Regions from separate parts of the Homo sapiens genome. Here region 1 is linked to region 2. Evidence: read pairs that join two places in POLR2A ChIA-PET (ENCODE). Cell type or tissue: Panc1. All regions are shown on one strand. Region 1 holds the start of TTLL9 (tubulin tyrosine ligase like 9). Region 2 overlaps TTLL9 (tubulin tyrosine ligase like 9).

Region 1 (5,000 bases), 58 kb after region 2:
GGTAAGGAGGATGGGAAGAGCATTCCAGGCAGAAAGAAGAGCATTAGGCGAAGTTGGAAGTCAGAGAAAGCAAAGCATGACACGGATCAGTAACTAGGAAAGAGTGGAGTAGAGGGGAGAGACGAGGTTTCCAAACCTGTTTGGTCTTGTTTCCTTTTTCACAGATGTGGAAACATAGCCCTAATGAAGGGAGTAGAGACAAGGGTTCCTACTCTGTCAACTGTTCCATGATAATAGTAATGCCAATGGTAATAATAATAATAATGTACTGTGTTCCAGTCTTTCTACTAGGTATTTGAAACATGTCCTCTCATTTATTCTTACTACAGACCTACAGAGGGTTTTTTTTCCTCCCTATTTCATAGATGATGAAACTGAGGCCCAGAGAAATTTAAAAACTTGCTCAAAGTCAGTGGCAGAAACCACATCCCACAAGGCCTCCTTGTGTGCCATGCTAAGCAGGTTGGACATTTTCCTAAAGGTGTTGGTGAGTGTATGAATTTCCTGTTGCTGCTTGTAATCACAACAAACAAAGTGACTTAAAACAACACAAATGTAGTATCTTAGAGTTCTTGAGGTCAGAGATGTGAAATGGGTCTCACTGGGCTAAAATGAAGGTGACGGCAGGGTTGAGTTTCTTTCGTAAACTCTAGGATAATCTGTTTCCTTGCCTTTTCCACTTGCATCCCTTGGCTGTGGGCCCCCTTCGATCTGCAAACCCAGCAATTACACCACTCCGACTTCTGCTTCCGTCATCTCATCCCCTCTGATTCCTACTCTCCTGCCTCCCTCTTTCACTAATAATGACACTTGTGATTATGTTGGGCCCCTCTGAATAATCCATCATAATCTCCCCATCTCAAGATCAGCTGGCTGGGCGCGGTGGCTCACGCCTGTAATCCCAGCATTTTGGGGGGCCAAGGTGGGTGGATCACTTGAGGTCAGGAGTTCAGGACCAGCCTGGCCAACACGGTGAAACCCCTTCTCTACTAAAAATACAAAAATTAGCCAGGCATGGGTGGGCACCTGTAGTCCCAGCTGCTCTTGAGGCTGAGGCAGGAGAATAGCTTGAACCTGGGAAGCAGAGGTTGCACTGAGCCGAGATTGCACCATTGCACTCCAGCCTGGGCGACAGAGTGAGACTTTGTCTCAAAAAAAAAAAAAAAAAAAAGATCAGCTAATTAGCAACTTTAATTCCATCTGCAGCCTTAATTCTACCCTTTGCCATGTAATATAACATTCACAGTTACAAGGAAATAGAGTGTAAACACCTTTGGGGGGACCATTATTTTGTCTACCACAGTAATCCACTAAAGGGCTTTAAGCAAGGGAATGACAGGGTGAGACCCACATTTTAGCATCTTCCTATTATTGGTTTTGTAAAATGGTCATTTCATGATTTAAGACAGATTGGGCTTTGTAATAACTAATACTTCCAAAGGCTGAACAGTACATAGATATTAAATATGTTAGGTCTAATAACACATATGGGCTTTTAACTTGAAAGAATTCTTTCCTACATGTAATTTGTATCTTTCCCCTTAGCACTCAGTGGGAACACAAAGGACTGTTACAATTGCCCCTCTATGGGTAAATTAAGGGACATTGGCTCACCCGCCTAGGATCGCAGAGCTGCTAAGGCCAGGGCCATGGTAAGGAGCTAGTCTTCAGGCTCGTTTATCAGTGTTTTCTTTCTCTTTCTTTCTTTCTTTCTTTCTTTCTTTCTTTCTTTCTTTCTTTCTTTCTTTCTTTCTTTCTTCCTTCCTTCCTTCCTTCCTTCCTTCCTTTCTTTCTTTTTCTTTCTTTCTTTCTCTTTCTTTCTTTCTTTCTTCCTTCCTTCCTTTTTCTTTCTTTCTTTCTTTCTTTCTTTCTTTCTTTCTTTCTTTCTTTCTTTCTCTCTCTCTCTTTCTTTCTTTCTTTTGTCTTTTTTTTTGACAGGGTCTCACTCTGTCATCCAAGCTGAAGTACAGTGATGTGATCACAGGTCACTGCAGCCTCAACCTCAAGCAATCCTCCCACCTTGGCCTCCAAGTAGCTGGGACTACAGGTTCGTGCCACCACACCCGGCTAATTTTTTGTTTTAGTTTGTTTGTTTGTAGAGACGAAATTTCGCCATGTTGCCCAGGCTGGTCTCCAACTCCTGGGCTCAAGCGATGTTCCCGCTTCAGCCTCCCAAAGTGCTGGGATTACAGGCATGAGCCACCACGCCCAGCATCAGCATTTCTTTACAGCATCCATGGGTCGGGCATTTGGGGAAACTTAAGTCAGCACATCTTTGGCACAATTTCCTACATATAGCTCAGTGCCCAATAAACGTGTTGAATTGGTGAACACCCCTGCTTTCATTTCTGTGACACAGATAGTGACTTTCAAGGCAGGAAGCCTGGGGGCCATCCTAAAATTCCTTCCTTCCCCCCACATCCAGTCAATCTGCAAGTCCTTTCAGCTGCCCTGTGAAAATATTCATATATGCTGAGTCCATCCCCTTCTTTCCAGCTTCTCGGGTCCCACTCTATCCCAGGTCACTGTCACCTCTTACCTGAGCTGCTGCAGTGGCCCCCATAAAGGAAAGGGTCAGTGAGGGGTCGAAGTATTTGACTTAAATAAATCAGATGACCTGGCCTCCCAGGTTAAATTTTCCTGTTGGATTTTTATCCGACAGAAGAGAAGGAAAACTTTAACTCCCAATCATGGCCATATGTGCTCCTGCATGCTCCGGCCCTGAACCGTCCTCTTAACACCTCCTGTAGCTCCCTCTACTCCAGTCCCACTGGCTTTTTACAGAGGCCAAGCTATTCCCATCATAGGGCTTTTGCCCATGCTGTTCCTTCTGCTGGAAATACTCTCTCCACTCTTTTTCTTTTTCGTGTGTGTTATTTTTTATTTTTTTGAGACAAGGTCTCGCTCTGTCACCCAGGCTTGAGTGCAGTGGTGCGCTCATGGCTCACTGCAGCCTCCACCGCCTGGGCTCAAGTGATCCTCCTCCGCCTGGGCTCAAGTGGTCCTCCCACTTCAGCTTCCTGAGTAGCTTGGACTACAGGTCCCGGCTAATTTTTTTTTTTTTTTTGTAAAAGCAGGGTCTCCCTATGTTTCCCAGGCTGGTCTCAAACTCCTGGGCTCACACAGTCCTCCTGCCTTGGCCTCCCAAAGTTCTGGGATTACAGACCTGAGCCATCATACCCAGCCAAATTTATTTTAGAGATGGGGTTTTAGTATATTGCTTAAGCTGGTCTCAAACTCCTGGGCTCAATTGATCCTCCCACCTCAGCATCCCCATGTGTTGGGATTACAGGCATGAGCCACTGCGCCTGGCTTTCCACTCTTTAAACAGCTGGGTCCTTCTTATATATCACCTCTCAGCTCAAATGCCACTTATTCAGAGAGGTTCTCCCTGTCTGCTTTGTTTCCTTCATAGAAAACTGGGACCATTTGTAAATAATTTATTTGTTTGCCTATCTTGTTTGCCTTCCCTCCTAGATCTGAGATGTCTAATATGTAGCTACTAGCTGCATATGGCTAGTAAGCATTTGGAATGTGACTTGTCTGAATTGAGATGTGCTGTAAATGTAAAAGACACCAGATTTTGAATAGTTAATACAATTTAAAAAGGATATAAAATATCTCATTTATAGTTTTAAAATACTGACTATATGTTGAAATGATATTTTGGATATATTGAGTTAAATAAAAATATTATCAACAATTAACTTGTTTCTACTTTTTAAATGTGGCTGCACATGTGGCTGGCATTATATTTCATTTGGACAATGCTGGTCTATACCATTAGCTAATGAAGGTAGGAACAATCTCTACCCACTGCTGTGTCCCTAGTCTCTATCATATACTAGATGCTCAGTAAGTATTTACTGAATAATTTGGTATTTATGAGAACTCTGGGCTTTTATGAGAGCTGAGACGGGCAGCCCCATGTATGCTATGAACTTGAGGGAGGAAGAAACAGTTTTATTTTTCTCCAATCACTGTATTTCAAAGGGCTCTGTGGATTCTCTCTGTCCTGCTCTCTATCCACAATCCCCAGTCACCTACTACTATAGATTGAGGGGTGGGGGTGATGGCTGAAGGAACAAAGCTGGTGCAGCTGCTTCTATTTCAGTCCTATAGGAAGTGTCTTGATTATTTTACATTCTCCAGCTTTGGTCCTAGAAGCCAGGAAGGGCTCACCTCAACATCCTCAGAAACACAGATAGGGTTAGCTGGGGGTCACGGGGACTTTCCCAGGGTCATCTAGCAGGTCAGAGGTGAACAGGGCCTCAAACCTTGGTCTCCAGACCCCTTCCAGGACCCTGACCTCTAGCTATTAATACATCCTGATGTAGTCTCCTTCAGACTGGAACCCTCCCTCAAACCCCTCTCCCAACATTCACCTGTAATTTCTTGGGGCACCTAATGGCAGTTGTGCCTGGTCCCAGCAGAGCTTCCCTGGATGGCACCATCCCTCCTAGGGGCCGAAATGGATGGAAGGAAGGAGTGAGAGGATGGATGAATGGATGGGAAGATGGACGAGTGAATGAGTGAACAGGAGGGTGGGAGAATGGATGGGAAAGGAGGAAGGCTGGTTGGTAGGGTGTCTCTGCACGGGTGGAGAGGATGTATCGGAAGGAATTACCCACTTATCCCGTTCCAAGCAGACTCTGAAGAGCAGAGAGCCCTCGGCGATCAAAGTCCAGCCCCGTCACGTTTCTGCTAGAAGCCGAGGCGGGAGAAGTTGGGTGCTTTCCCCCGGGGCCCGCAGGGACGTCCAGGCAGAGCCGGAAGGGGGACGGGAGTTTGTGGGCCGGCCGGGGGGCTCTAGGCGACATCCCCCCATCCGCCCGCGCCTGCCGGTGCCAGGGTGGGGTAAGGCCCCCGCCCCCACCTCCGGAGGTGGCGGCCCCACGCGGCCCCAACAAACTGCCGTTGTCCCGCGGGCCGTGGGCCCGGCACACTGGGGCTTTGTCCGGCCCCCCGCCGCGACCCGAGGCGGGGGCCCCACATGACCG
Region 2 (5,000 bases):
ACCAAATACAGAACAACCATCTCAGGACACAGTAGGCTGTCTGTCATTAGAGGGGTCCAGGCTGGGCGGCCACTTTGTAGGAATATTGGCAAAGGGATCCAGCACTGGGATAGGGTCAGGGTGGCCTTGGAAGGCCCAGCCCTGAGATTTGGCCTCTCAGTACCATCACCATCGTCACCACCAGTGACATCAGCAGCACTTTGCAGCTCACAGAGCATGTTTACACACATTATCTCATTTGTTCCCCAAATTATTCCCATCTCACAGATGAGACCATGGAGGCTCAGAGAAGTTAAGTGACCACCATTCAGAATACTCCTTCCTCAACATCTTCACCCCACAACTAAGCAGGATGGCTTCCCCAAACCTTGTTGTATTTGTTTGTTTGTTTGTTTTGAGACGTAGTCTTTTGCCCAGACTGGAGTGCAGTGGCGCAATCTTAGCTCACTGCAACCTCCGCCTCCCGAGCTCAAGCGATTCTCTTCCCTCAGCCTCCTAAGTAGCGGGGATTACAGGTGCCCACCACCAAGCCAGCTGATTTTTGTATTTTTAGTAGAGATGGGGTTTCACCATGTTGGCCAGGCCAATCTCAAACTCCTGACCTCAAGTAATCCACCCGCCTCGGCCTCCAGAGTGCTGGGATCACAGGTGTGAGCCACCACACCCAGTACCAAACCTCATGAAATGACCATAAGACCTGACTTTCTCCAGGACTTACTTGGGGCATTTCTCAGATGGGGAGGTAGAGGTTCTAGGTCTCTGACTCCAAGTCTAATTCCCCTAAATGTATGGTTCTGCCAGTCTGTGGTGTATTGAACAGAGTAGGGTGGTTTCAGCCTCTCTGGAAAAGGTATCCTCTTTACTCTTTAGCATCTTTTTCCTAGACGTCTTCTTTAGACCTTTTTTTTTTTTTTGAGACAGGGTCTTGCTCTGTCACCCAGGCTGGAGTGCAGTGGTGCCATCTCATCTCACTGCAACCTCCGCCTCCTGGGTTCAAACGATTCTCCTGCCTAAGCCTCCCAAGTAGGTGGGACTACAGGCAAGCACCATCATGCCCGGCTAGTTTTTGTATTTTTAGTAGAAACAGGGTCTCACCATGTTGGCCAGGCTGGTCTGGAACTCCTGACCTCAGGCGATCCACCTGCCTCAGCCTCCCAAAGTACTGGGATTACAGGCATAAGCCACCATGCCTGGCCCAAATTTATTTTTTGCAGAGACAGGGTTTCAACATGTTGCCCAGGCTGGTCTCAAACTTCTGACCTCAAGCAATCCACCTGCCTTGGCCTGCCAAAGTGCTGGGATTACAGGCATAAGCCACTGCACCCAGCCCAAAAATTAATTTTGAATGGACCACAGACCTAAATATAAGAGGCAAAACTATGAAATTCATAGAGAAAAATAGAGGAATAAGTCACTGTGACCTTGAGTAGGCAGATCTTCTTAGATATGACACCAAAAGCACAGATGGCAAAAGAAAAAGTAGATAAATTCAACTTTATCAGAATTAAAAACTTCTGTGCTTCAACGGAAATTATCAAAAAGTGAAAGAAAACCCACAGAATGAGAAAAAATATTTGTAAATAATGTATCTAATAAGGGACTAGTATCCAGAATACATACAGGATTCTTATAACTCAACAATAAAAAGTTAATCCAATTTAAGAATGGGCAAAGGATTTGAAGAGATTTATAAGTGGCCACAAGCACATAAAAGGTGCTCAGTATAATTAGTCATCAGGGAAATGCCAATCAAAACCACTGCACATCCACTAGGATGGCTATAATGAAAAAGACAGATAATAGCAAGTATTGGCCAGGCATGGTGGCCGCGCCTGTAATCCTAGCACTTTGGGAGGTCAAGGCAGGCAGGTCACTTGAGTCCAGGAGTTCAAGACCTGCCTGGGCAACAGGGTGAAACCCTGTATGTACACGAAATACAAAAATTAGCCAGGCGTGGAAGCGAGCATCTATAGTCCCAGCTACTTGAGGGGCTGAGGTGGGAGGATCATTTGAGCCCGGGAAGTCGAGGCTGTAATCCCAGCACTTTGGAAGGGCAAGGCAGGAGGATCGCTTGAGCCCAGGAGTTTGAGACCAGCCTGGGCAACATAGTGAGACCAGTCTCTATAAAAAATTTAAAAATTAGCTGGGCATGGTGGTGCGTGCCTGTGGTCCCAGCTACAAGGGAGGCTGAGGTAGGAGGATCGCTTCAGCCCAGGAGATGGAGGCTGTAGTGAACCGTGATTGTGCCACTGCACTCCAGCCTGGGCAACAGAGCAAGACTCTGTCTTGAAAAAAAAAAAAAAAAAAGGAAAAGAGGATGCTGGGGCAAAGTAAGTTACTGGCTGAAGAGGGGAAATAGCTCTCTTCAGATGAAGGAAGTACGACTCCCAGAACTTCACACTTCACACACTGCTCCCGCCTGCTGTGGAGGAGACAGCGGGCCTCCTTAGGAGCAGAGGAGAAGCAGAGGCTGAAAGAAAGGGGTGAGAGATGGGTCAGCCAACCTCAGAGCCTCCCGTCTCTAGAGAGGAACCTAAAACCAGGTCTCAGTGGACCAATGGTCAAGTAGCAGAGTAAACATACAATCAAAATAAATCCACAGAGAAACAGAACTGATTCACTGCAAAATATTTAGGAGAAAAAGACTTTTCTTAGTTTAGAAATGATGGTAAAAATCACAGAGGAAACCAATGGACAAGTAAACCAATGGACAAGCATGTGAAAATAAAAATGAACAGATGTCAATGCAAAAATTAAAGAATCAGTGACCACAGAAAAGATGTGTAGCAAATGCAATAGTCTGTTTCTGTCACATGAAAATCCCACATGAATTAACAATAAAATGTATGACTGTTTATTTACTAAGTAAAGGATATGGACAGACATAAAAGAGAAAATAAAGCTGGTAGGACCCCATCTGGGAAAAAGCTCAAAGTTCCTAGTAATAGAAGATATATAATTTCAAAGGCACGCAAATGGGGGAAAATGAAAATTGGAAGAAATGCTAATTCTAAGGCAAAATTCTGCTCCCTCATCAAGTCAGTTGCATTTAAAAAATCTTTTCATTTTGAAAACTTCAAAACTCACAGAATATTTGCAAGAATCATATAATGAATGCCCCTATCTGCTTCACCTAGACATGCCCAGTCGTTTCAGAAATGGCTGTTTAAAACAATTGTCCCCAGGACTGGGGAGTTGGGATGAAATGGACCAGTCAATAGGAGGGTAAAAATATTTTATTTTTATTTATTTATTTTTAAGATAGAGTCTTGCTCTGTTGCTCAGGCTGGAGTGCAGTGGCACAATCTTGGCTCACTGCAACCTCCACCTCCCGGGTTCAAGTGATTCTCCTACCTCAGCCTCCCGAGTAGCTGGGATTACAGGCGCCTGCCACCATGCCTGGCTAATTTTTGTATTTTTAGTAGAGATCAGGTTTCACCATATTGGTCAGGCTGGTCTCAAGCTCCTGACCTCAAGTGATCTGACCGCCTCAGCTCCCAAAGTGCTAGGATTACAGGCGTGAGCCACCACACCCAGTGAGGGTAAAAAGATAAAAGGACTCTTCTGGGAAGCAATCTGGCCAGATGGGCTTGACTCAGTATTTACATCTTTGTGACACCATCCAAAGGAAAAATCTTAATACTGTAAAAGGTTTATGAAGAAATATGTTCCTTTGCAGCATTATGTGTCACTATAGCAAGAAATTGAATACTTCCCAAATGCCTGCAGCATGGGGGATTAGAAAACCAGGAAACCTACTCAGTGGAATATTTTCATTAATGAAAAAAAAAAAGTCTACAAGGAAAATACTGCTGATAATGTTTAGTGCAAGAAAATGTTGTATTTATACAATGGGATCATTTATATATAAAAGGTGAATGACAACAAAATTCCCTACAAATGAGCCTGGAAGGAAATACACCAAAATAGTAAGAAGTTTCTGCTAGAAAATATGCCTAGAGAAGGTTTCTCTTTCTTTTTGCACTGTTCTGAATATTCTGATTTGATTTTCATGAGCTATACCACTTTTATTATAAAACTATATCCTTTCAATGTTTTATTATTTTATTATTAGAGTAAGGCCTATCCATTGTAGAAACAATTCATAATAGACATGTATAAAGTTTAAAATAAATGTTTCCTGACCTGGTTCTAATTCTCTGCAGTTTTCAGAGTTAATAGATTAGTGAGGCTGGGCACGGTGGCTCACGCCTGTAATCCCAGCACCTTGGAAGATCAAGGTGGGAGGATTCAAACTGTTGAATCAAGGTCACACTCTTGAGCCTAGGAGTTTGAGACCAGCCTGGGCAACATAGCGAGAACTCATTGCTACAAAAAACAAGTTAGCCAGGCACAGTGGCATGTGCCTGTGGTCTCAGCTGCACAGGAGGCTGAGGTGGGAGGATCACTTGAGCCCAGGAGTTCAAGGCTGCAAAGAGCTGTGATCCCACCACTGTACTCGATCGGGGGCAACAGAGAAGGAAACTGTCAATCAATCAATCACTAAGATAGACTGGTGAATCACGAACATCCTTTCATACTTTTTCTTAAACATAAACATTCTTCCTTAAAGGCAAAAATGGGAACATGAATATACCAGGTTCTCCATCTTACATTTTGTTTTTCACTTAATCATCTGTTTTAGATATCTTTCTATGTCATGATATTTTGACCTATCTCATTGCTTTCAACAGATGCACAAGATCACATAGATGCTTTATCATTCATTTCACCATCCCTCAAGGGAGATTTAAGGGATCAAGGGTGATGACTGTATACTATTATATACAGTGTTTCAATGAATATTTTTGTATTTAGTGTATGTATAGATATACTATATGCAAATATATATTTGAATAATTATGTATAAACTATATATATTATATATAATGAAGTCAGGTTAAAAATGTTTATTATTTTGTGATCCAAAATTATTTTAAAAGTTAGTATGTAATATCTGATGCGAATGTGGTAAAATATTAATCTGTTAAATCTGGATG

Evidence for each region. Peaks named below come from ENCODE experiments on the same cell type or tissue, not always from the same donor. Only the 100,000 strongest peaks of a DNase experiment are listed, where the experiment ranks them.
Region 1: POLR2A ChIA-PET joins it to region 2 with 5 read pairs; 12 of 35 experiments call an interaction of 5 or more read pairs at or near these places.

What each region holds. Positions count from the first base shown.
Region 1 is chr20:31,870,581-31,875,580 of GRCh38, reverse strand. TTLL9 (tubulin tyrosine ligase like 9) reads right to left here and starts at 4,947. Exons shown (of 15, transcript NM_001008409.5): 1 at 4,632-4,947; 2 at 4,386-4,459. The coding sequence starts at 4,454. It also overlaps a transcript of DUSP15 not described here. In Panc1, no CTCF peak of the experiment used is centred here; no DNase peak of the experiment used is centred here; H3K4me3 peaks cover 790 bases; H3K27ac peaks cover 636 bases; H3K27me3 peaks cover 275 bases.
Region 2 is chr20:31,928,386-31,933,385 of GRCh38, reverse strand. All of the region lies in intron 10 of TTLL9 (tubulin tyrosine ligase like 9), which reads right to left. Among named protein-coding and RNA genes, the nearest start is that of PDRG1, 21 kb to the left of the region's middle. In Panc1, no CTCF peak of the experiment used is centred here; no DNase peak of the experiment used is centred here; H3K27me3 peaks cover 895 bases.